Regions from separate parts of the Mus musculus genome. Here regions 1, 2 and 3 are each linked to region 4. A link is a loop called in an ENCODE intact Hi-C map of the cell type or tissue named here. Cell type or tissue: left cerebral cortex. All regions are shown on one strand. Links, peaks and the distances in the headings refer to the core of each region. The heading gives the core; the rest is flanking DNA. Region 1 holds the start of Cmc4 (C-x(9)-C motif containing 4). Region 2 holds the start of Rab39b (RAB39B, member RAS oncogene family). Region 3 has its middle 45 kb from the start of Gm14707. Region 4 has its middle 91 kb from the start of 4933407K13Rik.

What was found. A loop is a pair of places that touch in the nucleus more often than their neighbours do. Peaks named below come from ENCODE experiments on the same cell type or tissue, not always from the same donor. Only the 100,000 strongest peaks of a DNase experiment are listed, where the experiment ranks them.
Region 1: a loop joins it to region 4, with 5 times the contacts of the local background. A loop is called at or near these places in 2 of 42 quality-filtered maps.
Region 2: it touches region 4 in a loop (4-fold over the local background); 3 of 42 quality-filtered maps call a loop at or near these places.
Region 3: it touches region 4 in a loop (11-fold over the local background); 11 of 42 quality-filtered maps call a loop at or near these places.

Annotation. Positions count from the first base shown.
Region 1 is chrX:75,415,101-75,418,632 of GRCm38, reverse strand. Cmc4 (C-x(9)-C motif containing 4) reads left to right here and starts at 2,049. Exons shown (of 4, transcript NM_001294277.1): 1 at 2,049-2,095; 2 at 2,420-2,618. Mtcp1 (mature T cell proliferation 1) reads left to right here and starts at 2,049. Exons shown (of 5, transcript NM_001039373.5): 1 at 2,049-2,618. Brcc3 (BRCA1/BRCA2-containing complex, subunit 3) reads right to left here and starts at 2,005. Exons shown (of 10, transcript NM_001358737.1): 1 at 1,792-2,005; 2 at 1,040-1,056; 3 at 168-222. The coding sequence starts at 1,914. In left cerebral cortex, for the core only: a CTCF peak has its summit at 1,938; a DNase peak (open chromatin) is centred at 2,008; H3K4me3 peaks cover 1,761 bases; H3K27ac peaks cover 920 bases.
Region 2 is chrX:75,576,407-75,579,938 of GRCm38, reverse strand. Rab39b (RAB39B, member RAS oncogene family) reads left to right here and starts at 1,708. Exons shown (of 2, transcript NM_175122.6): 1 at 1,708-2,146. The coding sequence starts at 1,932. Gm25421 (a small nuclear RNA gene) reads left to right here and starts at 968; the gene lies at 968-1,131. In left cerebral cortex, for the core only: no CTCF peak of the experiment used is centred there; a DNase peak (open chromatin) is centred at 1,750; H3K4me3 peaks cover 1,684 bases; H3K27ac peaks cover 703 bases.
Region 3 is chrX:76,199,722-76,203,253 of GRCm38, reverse strand. No RefSeq gene overlaps it. Among named protein-coding and RNA genes, the nearest start is that of Gm14707, 45 kb to the left of the region's middle. In left cerebral cortex, for the core only: a CTCF peak has its summit at 1,647 (motif pointing right); DNase peaks (open chromatin) are centred at 1,672 and 2,091.
Region 4 is chrX:75,672,396-75,675,927 of GRCm38, reverse strand. It overlaps the pseudogene LOC115489104. Among named protein-coding and RNA genes, the nearest start is that of 4933407K13Rik, 91 kb to the left of the region's middle. In left cerebral cortex, for the core only: CTCF peaks have their summits at 1,565 (motif pointing left) and 1,772 (motif pointing left); DNase peaks (open chromatin) are centred at 1,714, 2,514 and 2,937; H3K4me3 peaks cover 979 bases; H3K27ac peaks cover 518 bases.

The DNA.
Region 1 (3,532 bases), core at 465-2,964, 260 kb after region 4:
TAACTAGGTCCCATTCTCATGAGATTTTTCATCTGATTTTAGTATGGAAAAAAACTATGCTGCACAATTACAAAGTGGATTAATATCCTGGCTGAAGTCCTCAAACAGACTGCTGAACTTTCTCCCCAATCATAAATTTTGATCATCCAGAATTTTATCATACATACCTTTTCTTGGACTGTGCGCATTTCCGTTCCAGTGTATGTAAATTTGGAGTCACTCCTATTGGAGATAGATTAGAAAAGAGAGTAATTGTGGTTTAGAATAGAAAAAGGAGTCAAGGAAAACTAACATAAACAGTTTTTGCAATGTAACCTTAGCTGAAACAGAAGAGGGAGGAAGAAGAACAGAGTAGATTCCAGGTTTTAAGGAGAAGGCTTGATAAACAATAAGCTACGCTTTGCAGTTTAAACAATAGAGACTCAAAGGTTTTACCATCTCTGAAGCTTTTAAGCTACTAGGATCTGTAGGATTCACAGGGGTGGGACAGAAATCCACTGATAATTTAGATGGGTAATGGGTCAACAAGGGAAAAGCCTCTCAATATGTAGGCATTATCTGCCATAAGGAAAGTAAGTGGCCTATCCCTGGTGTTTCAGGGAAGAGAGATATAAAACAAATAAAGCGAGAAAATGGAATGTAATAGAACCAAATGTCAAGTATATTGATAGTCATTTTTAATAAGCTGCCTTTATTCCAGTCAACAAAGTTCTATTCATTTAGCTATTATGCAGTAATCAGTTAGGCTCTGGATCTCCAACAAAATTCTATGTTTAAGAACTTTTACAAATTCACTTATGATGTTGGTTTCTTCTGCCAGATTTTCCACATAGGAGCATATATATTTTACATAAAGATTATGCTATGATATAAGGTTAAAATGAATCTTTAGGATCACGGTAGAACTCAGATTATAGTGAGGCATCTCTATACTGTTAATATTAAGATAAAACATGTAAATACTGTTAAAAAGTTGCTGTACTTCTTCACTAAGAATCAGTTTAGTTTATAATATGTAAATAAACAAATATAGTCTTACCTTATGTCATCATTCAACTAGAGTAGGAAAGAGCAGAAAATATTAATGACACATTTAGTTAGTTATAGGGATGCACATTTACATGAAAATTAGGCCATATGTTCACACACAACAGTATGAAAGACTGGAGAATTCATTCTGAGTACTTTAAAGCTACACTGTACTTCCTCATCTACTTTCAAATATCTGTAACATTTAACCACAAAGAGACTTTGGAGTCCATGAAACCCTTCTGTTTGAGTTCTTTGCTGGGCTTTAAAAATGCTTTAGTGATAGCTAGCTCTGCTTCACATAGGAAAAACTGGTGGCAAGACACAAGGCTGTAACCTGGGCTACTGGTTTTCTAATATCTGGATAACTCATGCCAGAATGTGTTTCTGGCCTGGTTTGCAGTTTTAATCACTGGTATGATAACCCCCATCCCCTGAGTTCATGCAGACCGCTGAGGGTTTACAGGAACATAAGCATGGATCAGAGCGCCAGAAGAAAAGTACCCCGCGACAGCATTAAAAACTCAAAGGAAGCCGGAATCCCAGCACTCGGGAGGCAGAGGCAGGCGGATTTCTGAGTTCGAGGCCAGCCTGGTCTACAGCGTGAGTTCCAGGACAGCCGGGGCTACACAGAGAAACCCTGTCTCGAACAACAAAATAAAACACCTCAAAGGATCCAAATCACATCCCTATGGCCTCCCAGCCGCCTCCAGGAACACAGGGTATTGATCAGCAAGATTTCAGCCAAGGTGGCCAACTTACCTCCCCTATACACAGACCCATCACTTCCTCCTTTTCTGTGCTCAGAGCATGGTTGAGACAAACTAGGAAAGCGTCAGACTCAAGATGAACCGCCTGCACAGCTTGCACCACCTGCACCGCCATCTTCTTTCCGCTCACGTCCGCCAAGGGCGCACAGCGGCTCGTCCAACCCGGCGCTCAGACGCAGCGACCAGCCCTTAGCTTGAGGCTCCGCCCAGCCCTGGAAGAACAGCGCGGGTTCCACAGGGGCGGAGCCTGGGGCTCAGAGGCGGTGCCCGCCTAGCAGCACCTGGGAGAAGAGCGGGTTGGTCTCGGCTAGCAAAGCATTGGGACGTTGGGTGGTGGCTGGCGAAAGAGGTCTACGCGTCAGGCTGGGCAGCTAGCTGGGCAGCAGGGAGGCGGTGTTCCCCCGCCGGGGCGGACGTAGGCTGTGAGTAGCTCCAGGCCGCCAGGGCAGACGCCTTCATAGTGCTGGCGCCCATTTTGCCCGCCCGCTGATGAGAGCCCGGCGCGGCCTACATGCGTCACGGACAGCACTTTGAGGCGACATCGCTGCGAATAAAGGGCCTCTTTTGAAAGTCGGTCCTAAAACAGTTAAGGTTTTATTTTATTTTCTTTTATTTCCAAGTCACAGCCCTTGGACCACTTCCGGCTGCTGGCCTGCACCTCCTACCTTCAGTTCTAGTGACCTCGGCTCGGGATGCCCCTTGGTTCGTCCTAGGCTCACAACGCGAACCCTGCTTGAGTGTCCCGGGGTGGGGGACCTGGAAGTTTTAGCCTAGCTGTGCTGGAGGCGGAATAATTAGTCCAAGAAACATTTTATTCATGTGAGTAGCCTTTGACAGAAACAGTGTTTTACTGTATCTGAAAAAGTAACTCCAGTTTGCTTGCTGCTACTTTTTACAAAAGCTTTTAGATATATATTTGTCTGGTACAGGAAGAGAAGGATGGAGGGACTTTATTGTTCAAGTTTGAATGTATCACATCAAGTAACTAATTATAGAAAATTACAGATTCCCTCTGATCATTTCCTTGGTGTCAGACATGGTTAACTTATATATAAAACTAATTTTATTTTAAAATATGCCAATGAACTGAGGGGAAAATATACAAATCTTCCTTAAAAAATTACAAGTTTACCAATTACACAAGGGGTTTAGTACTGATTATAAATGAATGCAAAATATATACCACACAGCCTCCACATCTCATATGCTTTTGTTTGAATTTGTTTTTTTTAAAAATTCCTTTTGTAGTTCTGAAGCCAGACAGATATGGCAGTACTGGAAAGGGAACATATTGAAGGTGTTACTTGAAGAGGTGTTGATGCTTTGCTCTTTTCTCCCAAGTCAGTTCCAACCTAAGTCTCCATACAAATACTGTCCCAAGTCCAGAGCACTGTGGTACAATATATATGCTAGCAACCTCTGTTTTTGCCTAATGCTTAGTCCACATCTTTCCATGATTTAAGTTTTATAATGATAAAGATTGGAGAAATTGCAGGGGTGTAATTGGACCTATCTATATCTTCTCTCTAAGTTTCAGTTTTATATCATATGTTATTTTCAGTTACTGTTCATAGCTAACATGTCCTGCCTTGATGGGGCAGCATGGACTGCTCATCTTACTATATTTGCTTAAGGGATATTTTTAGTTTATCAATTTGTTTAGCTACCTTCAAGAAGAAAAATACTTTTGTTTGTTGATTTTAGTCAGTCTCATATTCTAGAGTGTTCATGCT
Region 2 (3,532 bases), core at 690-3,189, 96 kb after region 4:
AAAAGAAAGAAAGAAAAGAAAAGAAATCAGCATCCCTGACCTCAAGCTGTATTACAGGGCAATAGTGATAAAAACTGCCTGGTACTGGTAAAGGGACGGGAAGGAAGATCAATGGAATAAAATTGAAGACCCAGAAATGAACCCACACTTGATCTCTGTCAAAGGAGCTAAAACCATCCGGTAGGAAAAAAACAAAAACAAAAACAAACAAACAAAAAAAGCCTCAGAAAAAGTGTAGAGACTGAAGAAAAGGTCATCCAGAGATTGCCCGACCTGGGGATCCATCCCATATACAGTCACCAAACACAGATACTATTGTGGATGCCAAGAAGTACTTGCTGACAGGAGTCTGATACAGAGCCTGACAAATACAGAGATCTATGCTCACAGCCAACCATTGAACTGAGCACAGGGTCCCAAATGGAGGAGTTAGAGAAAGGACTGAAGGGGTTGAAGGGGTTAGCAACCCCATAGGAAAAACAACAATATCAACCAACCAGAACCCCCAGAGCTCCCAGAGACTAAACCACCAACCAAAGAGTACACATGGAGCGACTCATGGCTCCAGCTGCATATGTAGCAGAGGATGGCCTTGTGGGACATCAATGGGAGGAGAGGCCTTTGGTCTTGTGAAGGCTTGATGCCCCAGTGTAGGGGAATGCCAGGACCAGGAAGTGGGAGTGGGTGGTTGGGTGTGGGAGCACCCTCATAGAACAGTGGGAGGGAGAATGGGATGGGGGGTTCTGGAGGGGAAACCGAGAAAGGGTAAAACATTTTAAATGTAAATAAAGAACATATCCAATAAAAATAAGCATTAAATCTAAACATATTTCTCAGAATATATGCAAATAATCATGAAAAGAAATCTTAAAAATATTCAATATCACTAATCATAAAGAAAGTGCAAATCACAGTAGAATATCATCTCACCAAGATATGAAGGACAATTATCAAAAAGACAAAAGAGATACTTACCTAGCACAAGATATGCCATGATCATGAAAGCGGATTACCCATAGCAAGGTTTATACATTGCACTCAAAATGTGCTGACTCCCTGGGATTTCTCCTACTGCTGGGAAACTTTATTGCATATTTTATGGTAATGAGGAGACTGATTTTGTGCTCTTCTAATCAGCAGAGGGGAACAAGATTAAAGATAACAAGTGTGTGTGTGTGTGTGTGTGTGTGTGTGTGTGTGTGTAGAGCAAAGGGAACCCTTGCACACCACTGGTTATAAATAAATTAGGACAGCTATTAGGGAAAACAGTGTGAATGTTCTTTTAAAAATGTGTTGGAAATGGAGAGACGTATATGACACTTTGTTATTTGCACAAAAAGTATAGGATTAAATTTTGTGTCTTTTAAAAAATAAATAGCAATAAATGCACATGCATATGCCTGAATAATAATATTTGCATGTTTGAGCATGGAAACCCGGAGAAGACAATTATTCGACTTTTGTTTACTTTTATGTATTTTTCTAGATTTAATAAAAATTAATTAGATTTGCAATTGTAACGGCAGAGAGATTTTTATATTAATTTTTATAATAATTTTTATATTAATAGGAGAGTGGTCGGTATAATTAAAAACAGAACACATTACTCTCCTGTCCGTTTTTGTGTGCGCTCCTCTAACAGACAGTGTGGTGAAACTACTGCCGCGTCTACGCAGAGAATTACAGTAACTCGGTTTTCAGTGATGAGTCAGAGTGCGTGGTGCTGATGCTGCTGCCATTTCATCACCTTTGCGAGCGCAGCATCCATCCCTTCGTTCCCCCAGCGCCTGGGCCTACCTTGCTTCAGGCTACCAGGCCAGTGATGTTCTCGCGGCCGATCTAGAAACGGGTTGATCTGTGCTAAGGCCTTGGTGGGGCGCCCCCTCCCGCCTCCCCAGGCCCGGGCCGAAGAGTCCTGCCAGGCCACTGCCATGGAGGCCATCTGGCTGTACCAGTTCCGGCTCATTGTCATCGGCGATTCCACGGTGGGCAAGTCCTGCCTGATCCGCCGCTTCACCGAGGGCCGCTTTGCTCAGGTTTCAGATCCCACCGTGGGGGTAGATTTTTTCTCCCGTTTGGTGGAGATCGAGCCAGGAAAACGCATCAAGCTCCAGATCTGGGATACAGCGGGTCAAGAGAGGTTCAGGTGGGAGTGCACCACGGGCCCGCGCGAGCAGTGGGAGGGTCTTTGGGGCTTATTCAGTCCCTGGGGAAAGAGGACTTCCCGGTTCTTTTCGCGATGCTGCCAGGGTGACAAACAAGGGTCTGTCTGGGGCTTTTCAAGCCCACTTTGAGCTACCTTTGAGTTCGATGCAGGAAAGAACCGCCCAGGCAGGAGAAGGCCATTCATTATCACATTATTTGAACCACAACTCCATCAATCTGCTTTTGGTAGCTAATAAATAACTTGAAATTGATCACTGTATAATTCATCAAAATCAGACCCTATGATTCATAGTTTAAAAAAATCCAAGTCATTTTAACATAACTGAAAGCTATAGGTAGGTAGATGTATATTGACTTCTTTCTATATATCCGTTTATATTTGTGGGGAAGAAAAGACAGAGGGAGAGACAGAGACACAGAGAGAATGAATATGCCCTAATATAAAGGAAATGGAGACTGATTAATTGACTGTCTTGTAACCATCATACAGTCAGTTGCCAGAGGGTGGAATCATTTCTGAAGAAATAGTATGAGGTTACTCACATAAGAGAATTCCATATAAAGTAAATAGTCAGAGCCCCTGACTTCTTGGAACTTCAGTACTAGCATGGTCAGAAGAAACAGAAACAGAGGCAACACACAAAAGAGTGTTTTGTTGTTTGTATTTATATGCCACTCCCTACTGTACCACTGGGCACATAATCATTCAGCATGTTTATTTTTCTTTCACAATCCTTTGCTCTTCCTTTGTAGTATTTATTTGTAATTTCATGTATGAATACAGAGGAGAGACCGGAGAAGATGAAGCCCAAGTAAAGATAGGAAATGCCCAGAATAGGGAAAAGCATAAATAAAACATAAGTGACAGAAAACAAACTAATAAAAACTTTGTAGAGAACAGTTTGAACTAAAGTAAGGTAGAACAGGAGGAACCAGAGCAAAAGGACTCAGTTCATAAACACTGACTCATTCTCCACTGAACATTAGTTGGACGCAGAAGATACTAGTTAGGTAATTAAGTTGCCTCTAACTTCCCACTTGTACAAAGCTCTGGCAAATACTTTATATAAGTTCTCATGAATAAAGAAAGGTCTCTTATATATGTTTGCTGGGATCTCTGTATGAATGGCTTGTTCATATTTACTATTTATTATGTATTATATAGTATTGATTTGTAGGACTACTTTACAGATTATCCCAACACCAACAGTGGTGGCATAGCCCTATAATTCCAGCCCTCTGAAGGCTGAGGCAAGAGAACGATAAGTAGTTGAAGGCCAGCCTGGACTTCTGTCTAACAAAAAGAACATTAACCCTTTTATGTCATGTATGTTGTGAGCTATTTCCCCAATATGTCATTTGTATT
Region 3 (3,532 bases), core at 336-2,835, 530 kb before region 4:
GGAGTGGGTAGGTAGGGCAGTATGGGGTGGAGGGTCTATGGGACTTTTGGGATAGCATTTGAAATGTATATGGAGAAAATACCTAATTTAAAAAAACAACCCTAATCTCTCAGGCGATACACTGTAATGAATATGATGAGCAACTAAGATTTCTGCCTGAGACGGTTGAAATTATAGTCTGTGTGGGGCTCTGTGTCCTCCCTCTCTCTCAATCTTTTTGTTTCCTATGAAAAAGAACTGTTTTATTTTGAATTAATGTTTGTTCATGTGGATATGAGAACCTGGGTACAGGAAGCCACAGAGGCCATGGGGGAGTGTTGAGTTCCCTCGGGCTGGAGTTGCAGGAGGTTGTGAGCTAAGGTGTCAAGTGCTCTTCTGTTCATTTCTACATGCACAGTGGAGTTTGTTTTTGCTTTGATAGGCATTTTTCACTATGTGTGTCAGTTGGGCCTCAAACATGCTATGAGATCAGGAACTTGGGGACAATCCTCCTGCCTCTCCATCCTGAGTGCTTACAGCTATGTGATACCATTATCAGTAAGAAAAGTTAGGGGTTTTGTCTTAAAACCTAGAAAAAAAAAGATGGGTTTAATAAATGAAGTACCTTTTCAGCATCTACTAAGATGATTATGTGATTTTTTTTTAAGTTTGTTTATATAGTGGGTTACTTTGATAAATTTTCATATATTGAACCATTCCTGCATCCTTATTTTTGATTTTCATGGTTGGAAATCTAATATGGGGTCCAGTGCCCTCTAGGCAAAGGGCTCTAGCATCGCCAAATGAGTCATATCTCCAGCCTTTCATTGTTTTATTCCTGTTGCCTAATAAATTGCTTAGCATATAGAAAATTTGCAATAACTGTTTGTTAAATGCAACTCGTATAAAAACATAGTTTGGAACACAAGTCCAAATATTGTACGATGGAAACAAGAGAGACAGGCTGTAGCTCAATGGCAAGGTGCTTGCTCAGCATGCTGTGCCACTGGATTTCATGCCTGCACCTGAAGATGGGAGTAACAGGTAAAGTTTGGAGATTCAAATTTGAGTTAAATTGCTTGGATGCCCACATGCATAAACCTGGGTAAACTGGATATGGTGGCACAGCCCTGAAACCCCAGCATTCTCAAAGTTGAACCAGTAGGGTCAGAAGTTCAAGGCTAACTAGAAAGGTCTAAGGCAGCCTTGGATAAAGGAAAACCTGTTTCAATCCAATACATGAATCAATGTGCACATAAAGCCTGGGTGGCTGGGAGTGGTAATGTCCCCCTGATATCCCAGTACTCTGAAGCAGAGATATAGGGAAAGGTCAGTTTCAAGGTTAGCCTCAGCTATATACATAGCTCTAATTCAAAATAAACAAATAAGCAAACAACACACACACACACACACACACACGAGAAAAGGGAAAATGAAAGAGGGGAATGGGCAAAGAAAAAAATCACCAAGGTGTTGGACTAAGGAGTAATAGGAAATTTATACTTTTCCATATTCACGTTTTCTATATTTTACACTTTTTAAAAGAATCATATTTTACTTACATTGTGAAAGAAGCGATCATTTTTGTGGGTAAAATTATGTTGTATCTGGCTTTCACCTCTGAGGCTGTGTGGGTTTTCGGTTTTGTTGTGTCTGAAAGAGTGCCCTCCTCCAAGGCAGCCAGCAGATGGCAGCATTCAACTTCCAAAAAAATAGCCTGGCCCTAATTTAGATGAACTGCTTTTTAAGATAATAATAATTGATTCTGGGGGCGGTGCATGTTGCTGGTTTTTTTGTTGTTACTGATATTGTGAGTTGGCAGAGTGCTTGCTCCCCATCAATGAGGTCCTGGATTCAGTCCCAGCTCTGAAGAAAAACAGATGTACTTGAAAACTTGTTTTTGAACCTCGGTATTGTTTATCTGGGCCCACTTTGCTCTTCCAAAGACTACATTGCCTTTACTGAAGGCCAGTGCCATCAAATGGCATACCACGTGACTATGATGAGTCGTCCTGTGAAGGAACAGAGTCATCTGCAATACAACTGCTCGTTGGAAACTTCATCTTCTTACTGAGCTTAGCTGTCTGCTCCCTGTGGAGTGGAACATCCACAAACATTTTAAAGCTTCAGCTCTGTGCCCCACCAAAGGTGCTGATGACTGAAGGCATGGACTCACACATCATACATGGGTAAGCTCTCCCATCTACCACCGAGCTTCATGTTTGTCAGCCTCCACATACACATTAAGCATTTGAAAATAGACACTACTGATATTGGATGATAGCAAGGTTCAGAAGAGCTTCCAGAGGATTTTGAGGATCTTCTGTCCTCAATTAATTGATTACAGACTTCTAATTGCTGAAAAAGCAAGAATGGCTGATTAGGAAAGAAACATCCTCCCAAGGCAGGAGTTGGGCTGGAGGAAAGAGATAAGATGGAAAACCACTCTGCCATAAAGGATCTGAGCTCTTCAGGCTTACAGCCACACATCGTGGCTTATCTTAATGGGGCCCTGGGTACAACTTGGATCCTCACACTTACTGGCAAGTACTTGGCCAACTGAGCCATTCCCCCAACTCTGTGTTGTCTTTTCTATACATCCTCAAGCTGCTAGAGACAAAAGAGAATTGAGATATTTTTTCTCCCAAAATCTGGGCCAAACTATGAAGATACTGTTTTCTTTTCCAGTGTCATTCTCAGTCTGTGGTAGGTGTCAGTAGTGGACCTGCCTGAATTCCCATTTAGAGTAATGCAGAGTAGCTTCAATAACAAGTGGCCCCAAGTACACACTCTACAGCTGGACACAGCTCAACTGAGCTGCACATATATTCTCCCTCTACAACCCACAATAAAGGAGTGGATGCTCTCTGGAACATTCCAACTCCACTGCAGAGACCCAGAACACAATAACAATCACTGGTGAGCACAATGTTTCTAAGGCTGAAGCTGGTGAGTCACACCCTCAACACCTGCTTCTCAGGTCACCTCACAAACCAGGCTTTATTACTCTGCCATAAAAGAAACAGGAGGCACCAGATCTTGTGAAGTGTTTAAATAACTTTAAACTTTATTAAGTAAAAATTGCATAAACACAACCATAAGATGATGAATAGAAAATTTAAATACAAAACTATCAAATGTAAAGTAGATTATTATATAACTGGCAGTTTCAAACCTAAATACTAAATCCCCAATTATGCACAGTGGGAATATTAATCTAATGAGAAAAAAAATCTCAATTTTATCTTAATATATACCAAAACATTTTGTAAAAAATTTTAAATTGAATAGAACTTTTAAAAAAAATAATAATTCAATACAGTAATAGATGGGGTTTGTATTCAATGAGACTAGAGATAGAAATGGACTTTTGCCATTATAGTTACTTCAAATCAACTTCCAAAACTAAGGCAGGTCTGGGATAGAATGAGTCTTTAAATGACCATGGTGCTTTTCTTACTAGTCCTAAAGTCCAGTCAGTAGTTTGGCTGCATCCTGTCCAGGTCCAGCAGAGTACGGTGGTGCAGAACAGCACCAGTATGTGCAACTCATT
Region 4 (3,532 bases), core at 474-2,973:
AGGGTTTTAGAGTTCTTCTAGAATTTTCAGGTATTTTAGAGTTTTAGGTTCTCTTAGTTTTTTTTTTTTTGTTTTTTTTTTTTAAGGATTTTAGTGTTTTTAGGTCTTTTGTTTTTTTTTAAGGCTTTTCTTTTTTTCTTTCTTTTTTTTTTTTTTTTGAGATTTATTTTTAGGGTTGTTTGAAGGTTTTGAAAGAACCTAATGGGGAAACCCCCACTCAACTCCCAATTCAGCATGCACCCAAGAATCACGAACAGAACAGAACGCCTTGATGTAAAAACACGAGGTAGTTTAATGGCAGAGCACTTGGTCGAAACATATCTCACGCAGGAGACAGTGGATTCGACCACTAGGCTTGGAAGCTAGGGGTTTTTATAGAAAAGGGGCTGGGGCTGGGGGAGGAATTGGCGCGGTTTCACATGTTTGGTTCATTTAAACATCAGCAGACTGTCAGAAGGGTGGGAGATAGGGAGGCGCCTGGCCAGTCTGACATGTTTATCTTTATCTTTATCTTTATGGCTAAGCAGCCTCAGGCATGTCCTGGCCTGTTCTGCTATGTTCTGAGCCCCAGGTTTCAAAGCTCAAACAGCTCTTTGGGCTACTTGACATAAATTACATGAATCACAGGTCTCAAGTTTTATTTTCTTTCAGTTCTTGACTACTTCTAGAATTTTAAGGTATTTTAAACCCCAAAATATAAAACCCTAAACTTTTTTTTTTTAAATCGAGAACAACAACAACAACCCTAAGAAATACAGTAAAATGTTAAAATAAAATAAAGCCTAAATTAAACCCCAAAACCCTAAAATACACTAAAATCCTTTAAAAAAATGAAAAAAACACTAAAAATACTAGAAGCCTGAAAACCAAAAATCTCTAAAACACTCTTCTAAAAACTCTACGAACCCTTTAAAAAACCCATAGAAATCTAAAAACAAAAAACAAACAAACAAACAAAAAACCCAAAAAACCACAAGAAGCCAAAATATCCCTAAAACTTTTCTTTTTCTTCCTTCCTTCCTTCCTTCCTTCCTTCCTTCCTTCCTTCCTTCCTTCCTTCCTTCCTTCTTTCCTTCTTTCTTTTCCTTGCTTTCTTGCTTTCTTTTCTTTTTTTCAGTTTTTTGTGACTGTGTTTCTCTTTGTATCCCTACCTGTCCTTGAGGTTTCAGGATTTTGATGTATATTTAGTTGTTTTGTTTTGTTTTGTTTTTTAAGGATTTTAGCTTTTTTGAAAAAAATAAAAAATAAAAAGCTCCGCTCTGGTCGTAGGCCAAGGGCTCAGATCTGCCCACAGCGTTAGGGCTGAGATGAGGGTAAGCCGCCTGGGTGGGCGGGTCCGACCCGGTGACAGGGTTTTAAATCAGTCGGTTCCCAGGAGGTTATACCCGGATAGGTGGGTGCTTTTACCCACGTGGGAACTACAGCTCCCAGCATGCCCGAGATCCTGTGACAGACAGGAAGTGCGTCCCCAGTGCTCTTGGGAGACGTAGTTTGTGTGTGGACTATAGGCGTTCTCTCTCGCCACCTGGTGGGTATGAAGTGCAACTGCAGGCCAGACAGGAAGTGCTTCCATTTTGGACAGGAAGTGAGCCCCGGCTTCTCATGGGAGATGTAGTTTATGTAGGGCTTAAGTCTACTCTCTATCGCCACCGGGTGGCCAGATAGTGTAACTGCAAGCCAACAGGAAGTGCCTCCATATTGGACAGGAAGTGAGTCCCAGGTCTTCATGGGAGATGTAGTGTGTGTCTGTCCTAGGTCCGCTCTCTATCGCCATCCGTTGGCCACAAAGTGTAACTGCAAGTCAACAGGAAGTGCTTCCATTTTGGACAGGAAGTGAGTCCCAGGTGCTCATGGGAGATGTAGTGTGTGTAGGGCCTAGGGCTGTCCGCTGTCGCTACCCAGTGGCCACATAGTGTGACTGCAAGCCTACAGGAAGCACCTCCATTTGGACAGGAAGTCGGGCCCAGGTGCTCATGGAAGATGTGGTGTGTACAGGGCCTAGAGCTAATCTCTAGCGCCACCTTGTGGCGAAATAATGCAACTGTACTCCTGGTTCTCTGGCTCAAGTGGACGAATCTGGGCCCTGAACCCAGGCCAGAGTTCCAGAGTGGTGTGGCCGAGCCGGCTGAGTCCCTGGGCTGCCGGTGGCTCAGATCCGCGGGCTCTGTACCCTTTGTACCTGTAGAAGCAGGGACAGAGTCTCTCTCTGTCTCTCTGTCTCTCTCCTCCTCCCTTCCACCCGGGGCTGCCTGGCATCGGCGTCTGCCAACGAGAGACCCATCCAGGCTTCTAAGAGTCCTGCAGCCCCCAGATCCTGGTTCTCCCTTCTCACCGGGGACCAAGCCCGAGCCGTGCCTGCATCCCAGTTCCGTCTCTCCCGGTTCTCCCTTCCTTCTTCCTTCCTTGTGACCTGGCCTGACTGGCCTTTACCGTCGCCCATGCAGCTCGGGTCTCTGTATGTCCCTCCCTGCCCTCACTTACTTCCTTCTGTGCCTCATGGGGATGAATCTGGACCCGAGTCCCTGCCGGGGTTCCAGGCGAGCGGTGTGGCTGCATTAGTGATGTCCCCGGGCGGGCGGGCAGCGGCTCAGATCTGCGCCCCTGCTCCCGTTGTACCTGTAGAAGTGCAGGGACTGGGGCTCTCTCCGTGTCTCCCTGTCTTGCCATCCTCACTTCCCGGGCCCAGCCTGAGTTCGTGTTGGCCCAGCCAGTGCGTCCTCCCTGCCTCCCCCATCTGTCCCTGTCTCTGTCTCTGTCCCTGTCCCTGTCCCTGTCCCAGTCCCATCTCCCTCCCTCGCTTCTGATCTGGCCTGCCTGGAGTTGCCCATGGCCTGTGCAGCTCGGCTGTCTGTCCCTGTCCTCACTTCCTTCCTTCCTTCCTTTCCACCCTGCCTGCCTGGTGTTTGGCCACCACCTGTGCAGTTCAGGTTTGTCTGTCTGTCCGTCAGTCTGTCAGTCCCCTGTCTCTCACCCTGCTTGCCTATCTGTCCTCCTGTCCGTCCGTCCTGGTCCTCACTTCTTCTTCGCCTGTGCAGCTCAGGTCTGTCTGTCCCCCTGTCTGTTCCTCTGTCTGTTCCCCTGTCCGTCCAGGTCCTCACTTCCTTCCCACCCAGCCCATGGCCTGTGCAGCTCGGGTCTCTCTGTCTCTCCCCCCTGCCTGCTTGTCCCCCTGTCCCCTTGCCTGTGCCCCTGTCCATCTGTCTCTGTCCCTGTCTCTCTGCATGTCCCCCGGTGTGTCCCTCTGACTCCTTGTCCGCTCATCTGTCCCCCTTGCCCCCTGCTTGTCTGACTTCTGTCCTCCAGATCAGGTAAGTCTATGCCTCTGTCCCTCTCCCTACCTCTAACCCTGTCTGCCAGTCCATCTGTCTCCCTCTCCCCCTGTCTGGCTTCCTTCATATACCATGTTCTACAGTGTGCCTTTCTCATTTACCATGTTATTCAGTGTGAATCCCTCATATTCCATGTTCGACAGTGTGTGTTTCTCATTTACCATGTTTGTCAGTGTGACTCCCACATATACCATGTTCTACAG